Linked DNA regions of Mus musculus: region 2 is linked to region 1. Evidence: chromatin contacts called from ENCODE Hi-C or POLR2A ChIA-PET data. All regions are on one chromosome and are shown on one strand. Each heading gives the region's core, a stretch centred on a gene start or an enhancer-like site at or near the end of the contact. The rest is flanking DNA. Distances are from core to core; before and after follow the strand shown. Region 1 holds the start of Sp7 (Sp7 transcription factor 7). Region 2 holds the start of Amhr2 (anti-Mullerian hormone type 2 receptor).

Region 1 (3,877 bases), core at 393-2,892:
TGGCACACATGTGCCCATGGTCATACATTTACATAATAATAAATAAATTTAGAGTCTGATGGGGAAAGGGGCATGATAACAATCTGCAAACAATGCAGCTGAAAGTAGATCAATATTCCTGGGTTATCTGGTTATAGAGCATGTCCACCCACTGGCTTGTATGGCACTTCCTCAAACTCAGTCATCAAGTCCTTATCTCATAGCCTTACAGACACCATTTCTCATCTGGACTAAGTACTAAGATGATCCAGCTTGTGTGTGTGCATGCGCTCTTGTGCATATGTACATGCAGGTACACATACACACACACTCTCTCCTTCAGGTTGAACTAGTCAGCTTTCTGATGAGTCAATCAGCAAAGACTAGTCACTCCTGGGACCTGAGTGAGGGCACCCAGAACAGAGATTTTGTTGGTTTGTTTTTGAGACCGGGTTTCTCAATGTAGCTCTGGCTATCCTGGAATTCTCTATGTAGATCAGGCTGGCCTCAAGCTCACCTGCTTCTGCTCTGCCTCCCAAGTGTTGGGATTAAAGATTTGTGCCGCTACACTGGACTGAGATAAGGCCCCAAGAATAGGGACAATTTGAGGCTACCGGAGGGCACTGACATCCAAGGGGTATCATCTCACCCCTGATTCCTTCAGAGATACCCTGAAGGCAGCCTAGAGATGGTGACACGGAAACATTATGAGACGTGGAAGAACTCAGGCTCTGAGTGGCTTGAGTCCTTCCTTCCAACTCTGTGCCTTGGGTCCCCCAGGAGCCCCGACAAAGTACATGGCTTCTAAGACCCCAAACTCACACGGTACCCTGGTTATTTCATCTTCAGAAACAGGGAGGCAAGGGAAAGCTGCTGGGGTCCCAGCCTGGAGGGGAAGTGGCCCAGTCCTCCCTGGAGCCTCCCACTCCCAAAATAGAGTTTAGTTTGTCTTTGGCTGAAAGCTAAATATTTGTGAGCCGGGCAAGCGGCCTCAGACCCTGTCCCTCCTCCTTGCTTCCCCCTCAGTCCTGGGCTCAGTTCCCCTGGCCAGCCCCCCACATGCAGGACTGCCCTCCTCCTCTCCCACACACCAGCTAACAGACCAGGCTCTTTCCTCAACACAGACCTGACCAGATCTTGCTTAATGTGGGAGCCCTAGACATGGTACACCCCCAACCCAAAGAATAGTAGCTGAAGTCTTCTCCGTCCTCACTCAGACACCATCCGCTGTCAGCCTACCTGTTTTCCCTGCCCATCTCTTCTCCTTCCTGTCTCCAATGCCTTTTCACTTCCCACAGCCAGTGGCTTAGCTGACCTTCGTGGTCCTGGCTTTCTTCTTTGACTGCCCTCTGACCCCTGGCTATGTTCCCCTTCCTTGCTTGTACCCTCTGCTTGCCCCTCCCAGGACCCTACTCCTCTTCATGAGGAGGACCCTGGAAGTGACTAGCATTGCAGCTCCTGTCGATGTGAGCCGAGGGGGTGGGGTAGGCATGGATTAGGACCAGGAAGATTGTAGCTGGTTTCTTAAGGAAGGGAACAGTTACCTCAAGCAGAGAGGACGCCATCCTCGAGCTGGGGACCGGGTCCCAAGGAGTCAGGCAGATGGAGAGAACCGAGGAGCCAGTGGGAGAGGGAGAAGGGAGAGGGAGGGAGAATGGGAGAATGGGAGAGAAGAGATCTAAAGTTAGAAGGGACTGGGGGGTGGGGGTGGGGGGGCTGCTCTCTGTCTGTAGGGATCCACCCTCTAATTACAGCTTTCCCAGCGGAGAAGACTCCGGATCCAATGAGGAAGGCGAGAGAGGGAGGCAGAGGGTCCAAATTTCCTGCTCCATTTGCTGAGCTCCCCAAAGAAGGGATCTGGGAGGGAGAGAAGAAAAGGGGGTGCCCAGGGGACGGGTGGGAAACAGGAATATGGGCAAGTTGTCAGAGCTTCCTTGGGGGTGCTATGGGGAAAGGTGAAAAGGGCTGGTAGACCCGGGAGTCCTACATACCCCAGGAATCCAATAGGCATCTGTGGGCAGTCCCCCAGAACTGCCCAGTGTCTGTACCTGGGTAGGCTAGGGTTGGCTGTCCCGTCTCCTCTCAAGAGGTCTGGCTTGAAGATTACTGGCAATGGGTGGCCTGAGGGCGCTGGGAGGGATCTGCTCCTCTCTCAGGCCAGCTCACTCTTGTTCCCACTCAGATCCAATCCTACAATCCTACTCTTGACTCGGAGTCCTTGCTGCTACTCAGCGGCGCGGCAGCTTCTGTTGCTGCTGCTGCTGCTGCTGCTGCTGCTGCTGCTGCTGCTGCTGCTGCTACCACCGAGGCTGCCGCCGCTGCTGCCGCGCTGCTGAGGAAAGGAACAGGAGGGAAAAGGAACAAACCCCAAACCACTAATTAGAGATCTGGGGGGGGGGATGGGGGATTGGGGACGACACTCACACAGAAAGACTGGAACACACTGACATACACACTCATGAGCAAACACGGAGATGATGCATGCACACGTACTCTCTGCTACCCACATGGGGACTGTCACTATGATGAATGAACACAGACAAACTCATACAATGAACATGATCACACAATGGGGGCACCTACACTACCACCTACCTCCCCCCAAGCTGGTGATGGAGACTTATTGTTCATTTAGCCACCACTAGTTCAGGGTGGCAGTGTGCGTGTGTGTGTGTGTGTGTGTGTGTGTGTGTGTGTGTGTGTGTGCATTTGTGTCTGCATCTGTGTGAATGTGGATGTATGCATGTGTATTTGTGTGTGTGCATGCACATGTATGTGTATGTATGTGTGTATGTGCATGTGTGAGAGTGTGTATATTATGTATGTGTGTGCATGTGTGAGTGTGCATTTGTGTGTACGTGTATGCGTGTATATGTGTATGTGTGTGCATATATGTGAATGTATGTATATGTATGTGTGTTCGTGTATGTGTGTGTGCCTGTGTATATATGTGTATGTGTGTGCCTATGTATATATGTATGTGTGTATGTGTGAGTGTGCATTTGTGTGTATGTGTATGCATGCATGTATCTGTGTGTGCATATGTGTGAGTGTGTATATGTATGTGTAAGTGTGTGTATATGTATGTATGTGTGTGCATGTGTGTGTGCCTGTGTGGATATGTGAATGTGTGTGCCTGAGTGTATATGATGTGTATGGATGTGTGTATGTGTATGCATGTGTATATATATGTATGTTAGGTATGTGTGTGTGCATGTGTGTGTGTATATGTATGTATATATGTGTGTGCATATATGTGTTTGTGCCTGTGTATGTGTGTGCATGCATGATCATGTATTTGTGTGTATGTATGTGCGTGTGTATGTGTGTGTGTGTGTGTGTGTGTGTGTGTGTTTTGTGGGAGTAGGGGGATGATGTGCCAAGTGTGCTTTCTTCTACTGCAATGTCATTGTTTCAATTTCAATGAGTTACAATCTAGAGGCAGCCTGGAGAAAGTGGTAGAGAGTGGGAAAAGCTTGCTGTGGTTTGCAGAGCATACTGGATTTCACTGTTAGGGAATGAGACCTAGGCCCACCTCGGTTTGCAGGACAGAACCTGGAACCTGAGATGATTTAAGGCAAGCAGGACTGAGGGACAGAGCAACTCATTTATGCCCACACTTAGGCTCTTGGGATTAATTGCCCCCAAAGGGAATGCTCTAGCCTCTATCATTCCTTCTGAGTCACCAGGTGCCATCCCCGATGCCCTCTTGGCTAGGGATTTAATTTCCATTCTTCAATAAGTAGCTCCTCTCATAAATCATCTTGCTTCCCTGGGTGGGACCTCCTGCTCCCTTCTCAATGGCAGCAACTCCCTCGGTTCACTCCAGAGAGAACTATACTAGTGCTTAATCAGGACTTCCAACTGTGGCATGCAATCCCAATGAGAAAGAAAAGGA
Region 2 (3,877 bases), core at 694-3,193, 79 kb after region 1:
AAAAAAAAAAAAAAAAAAAAAAAGAATAACTCTTAACAGCTCATCTATGCTGAATCTTAGTGAGTAGAAAAATTAGATAATTTAAAATGCATATTTCTGGCTGTTCTCTAAAACATACTAGATGCTTAATAAAAGATATCCTCTCGATGGTGGTAGTTTCCTCAGTGTCAGAAGTGAGTGCATGTATGCGGGCTTTGTACTGTTTGTACAAGAGCTCTCTGTAGACTCTAGGCAGTTCCTGTTACCATGCTGTCTTCTTTCTTTCTTATGGCAAAATATACAACACATTACCAATCTAATCATTTTACTTTAATTTTTTAAAAGATTTTATTTATTTTATGTTAGTACATTGTCATTGTGTTCAGACACACCAGAAGAAGGCATCAGATCACATTATAGATGGTTGTGAGCCAAACATGTGGTTGCTGGGAATTGAACCTCTAGAAGAGCAGTCAGTGCTCTTAACCACTGAGCCATCTCTCCAGCCCCTTTACCTTTTGTTTTGTTTTGTTTTTTCGAGACAGGGTTTCTCTGTGTAGCCCTGGCTGTTCTGGAACTCACTTTGTAGACCAGGCTGGCCTCGAACTCAGAAATCTGCCTGCCTCTGCCTCCTGAGTGCTAGGATTAAAGGTGTGTGCCACCATGCCCGGCTCCTTTTTTTTTTTTAAGCTAGTTTTGAGTTGTTGTTGTTATTGTTTTAAAGATTTATTTATTTATTATACGTGAGTAACACTGTAGCTGTTTTCAGACACCCCAGAAGAGGGAGTCAGATCTCATTACTGATGATTGTGAGCTATCATGTGGTTGCTGGAATTTGAACTCACGACCTTCAGAAGAGCAGTCAGTGCTCTTAACTGCTGAGCCATCTCTCCATCCCAAGTTGGTTTTTTTTTTGTTGTTGTTGTTTTGTTTTTGAGGTTTTTAGTTCTTGAGACAAGAGTCTCACTATGTAGCTCTGGCTGTCCAGGAACTATGTAGACCAGGCTGGCCTCACACTCACAGAGATCTGCCTTCCTCTGCCTCTTGAGTGCTGGAATTCTAACCACTTCCAACATTTTTCTCTTTCTAAAGGTTTATTTATTTTGGATGTCTGGAGAGATGGCTCAGCCGTTAGGAGTTGTTAGGTGCACGTGCTGTTATTTTATTTGCTTGGGTGTTTGACTGCATGTATGTCTGCACACCATATGCATGCCCGGTACCCATGGGAGCCAGAAGAGGATGTCAAATCTTTTGGAACTGGAGTTGTGAGCTGCCATGTGAGTGAACCAAACCTGGTTCTTCCACAAGAGTTCCAAGTGCTTTTGATCACAGCACCATCTCACCAGGCCTACTCTGAAAATTTTCATATCCTTTCTGATTTTTTGAGTTTGAAAAATGAGATCAGCTGGGCGGTGGTGGCGCACGCCTTTAATCCCAGCATTTGGGAGGCAGAGGCAGGCAGATTTCTGAGTTCGAGGCCAGCCTGGTCTACAGAGTGAGTTCCAGTACAGCCAGGACTACACAGAGAAACCCTGTCTTGAAAAAAAAAAAAAAAAAAAAAAAAAAGAAAAGAAAAAAAAATGAGATCAACTTTAGTTGATCTGTGAGTCTTCTCTGTTCAGGATGCTACAGATCTGAGTTCTCCATCCATGGGAACCATCTTGGACAGAGCTGAGCGCCCTAAATGTTTGACATCTTTCTGAAAAAGGGCAGAAGGTCCAGCACCTTCTTCCAAGGTCAGTAGGGGTAGAGATTTCGTAGTCAATTATCACAGGGTTCTCAGCTGGACAGCCAAGGTCCCTTCCTCCCCTCTCCGAGGAGAAAAAGAGGAGGTAGCTGAAGAAAAGATTGATTCTCTGCTCCTCCCTTTCTCTGCCTGTTTCCCTCACACCCACCTCTCCCCCACAGCAGCCTTCTCCCCCACAGAGACCGGGATAGGACAGAGCGGGGCGGAGTTGGGGATTGAAGGCTTGGAAGCCCCACAGTGCCCTGTATTTGTAGGAAGCCTTGGCTGAGGTAGCTGTGCTGGTTTTTGCTGGTTTATGCTGTCCAGCTGGCATCCTTTTGCAGGATGCTGGGGACACTGGGGCTTTGGACACTGCTTCCTGCGGCAGCACAAGGTAAGAGTCTACAGAGCGGGGCGGGGTCTTTACACCACTCAGTAAGGGAAAAGGTGTACTTGAAGCAGCAGCCACCCACTTGAAGGAGGCCAGTGGGTTGGATGAGTGAATAGGAAAGGCAGAGCCACATGTCCCCATGGCGGGGTTCAGAACTCAGGCCTCTGCTGAGCCAGAGTCCTGTGCTTCTGCTGTACTGACCTGGGATCTGGACATCATGTTTTGTCTATCTTTGGCTGTTATTTGTCCTTGCCTTGACTCCCCTTTCTTCACCTTGGACTTCAGTATCCCCAAACAGGAGGACCTGTGTGTTCTTTGAGGCTCCTGGAGTGCGGGGAAGCACAAAGACACTGGGGGAAATGGTAGATGCAGGACCAGGCCCCCCCAAGGGTATCCGCTGCCTCTACAGCCATTGCTGCTTTGGGATCTGGAATCTTACCCATGGCCGGGCACAAGTGGAGATGCAAGGTGAATGACCAAGTACACGGTGGACAAGAGCTAGGGCAGGGGAGAGACTAGGGCAGGGGAGAGTATAGGGCACGGGAGAGTCTAGGATAGGGGAGAATCTAGGGTAGAGGTGTGTCTAGGTTAAGGGAGGCAGCCAAAAGAAAGGGGAGAAGTGGAATGTGTAGAGGGAAGACAGGCATGTCAGATGCCTTTGATAGAGAAGGGATTTGTTCTCTGTCCCCAAACTTCATTGAACTCTCTCTCCTTTTCCTCCTTCCCCTAATCCCACCCCTTCAGGATGCCGAGACAGTGATGAGCCAGGCTGTGAGTCCCTCCACTGTGACCCAGTCCCCAGAGCCCACCCGAACCCCAGCTCCACACTCTTCACGTGTTCCTGTGGCACTGACTTCTGCAATGCCAATTACAGCCATCTGCCTCCTTCGGGAAACCAAGGGGCTCCTGGCCCCCAGGAGCCCCAGGCTACCCCAGGTAGTTGCCTTCCCCAGGGTACTAGAGCCCACAGTGGGCAGAAGCATAGGTCAGAGTGAGAACCGGGCCAGTTCTCACCCCACCCCACCCCCGCCCAAACTTTCCCTCCTCTTGGCCTTGGGAAGTTGGTTGCCCTGGTGACTGGGTGATAAGGGGGCTTGTGACCAGCATGGGGGTGGTTTGGAAAGCAATCTCTTTGAAGAGGGGAGAGGTTCAGTGCTCACCCACACGCCTTCTTCCCTTGCTGTCCAGGTGGGCCCGTCTGGATGGCACTGCTGCTCCTGGGAATGTTTCTCGTGTTGTTGCTGAGTAGCATCATCTTGGGTACTAATCTCTCCCATCCCTCCCTCCCTTTCCCCGCCCCCCCCCCCCCCATGAGAGCAAGGCACTTCCCCAAAGGTTGAAGCCTCCTCCAGGCTCTGCTGATCCCCCATTTTCTTTTGAAGCTCCACATTTCCTTGCAAGATGCCCTCTTCCCACATAGCTCCCTTGTCTGTCTCGGTCCAGTGCACCCTACCTACCCTAAGGCTCTTCTCTACTTCAGCCCTGCTACAACGAAAGGCCTGCAGAGTGCAAGGTGGGTCAGACCCAGAGCCCGGCTCAGGCGGAGACTGCAGTGAGGAACTGCCAGAGCTGGCCGAGCTGCGTTTCTCCCAGGTGCTCCATCGGTGGGAGGAGGGTGGGCTTCTGTGGCACTCCTGGAGGTTCTGCTGGGGAGGAAGCCTGGCCCTGGCGCTAGCTCTGAGGCCCACACTCAACGCAGCCTCTCTACTAGGTAATCCAGGAAGGAGGTCATGCAGTCGTCTGGGCCGGGAGGCTTCAGGGTGAGATGGTAGCCATCAAGG

Evidence for each region. A loop is a pair of places that touch in the nucleus more often than their neighbours do. ChIA-PET counts read pairs that join two places held with the same protein, here RNA polymerase II (POLR2A).
Region 2: a map of regulatory T cell shows a loop between it and region 1 (1.9-fold over the local background). The contact joins the promoter of Amhr2 here to the promoter of Sp7 in region 1. A Hi-C loop is called at or near these places in 5 of 37 maps with a recorded cell type or tissue (T-helper 1 cell, T-helper 17 cell, mouse trophoblast stem cell and 1 more). POLR2A ChIA-PET finds 5 or more read pairs at or near these places in 3 of 5 experiments (Patski and embryonic stem cell).

The regions. Positions count from the first base shown.
Region 1 is chr15:102,364,691-102,368,567 of GRCm38, forward strand. It overlaps Sp7 (Sp7 transcription factor 7), which reads right to left and starts at 1,643. Exons shown (of 2, transcript NM_130458.4): 1 at 1,524-1,643. The coding sequence starts at 1,544.
Region 2 is chr15:102,443,424-102,447,300 of GRCm38, forward strand. It overlaps Amhr2 (anti-Mullerian hormone type 2 receptor), which reads left to right and starts at 1,944. Exons shown (of 11, transcript NM_144547.2): 1 at 1,944-2,099; 2 at 2,382-2,564; 3 at 2,841-3,032; 4 at 3,285-3,356; 5 at 3,577-3,689; 6 at 3,808-3,877. The coding sequence starts at 2,051.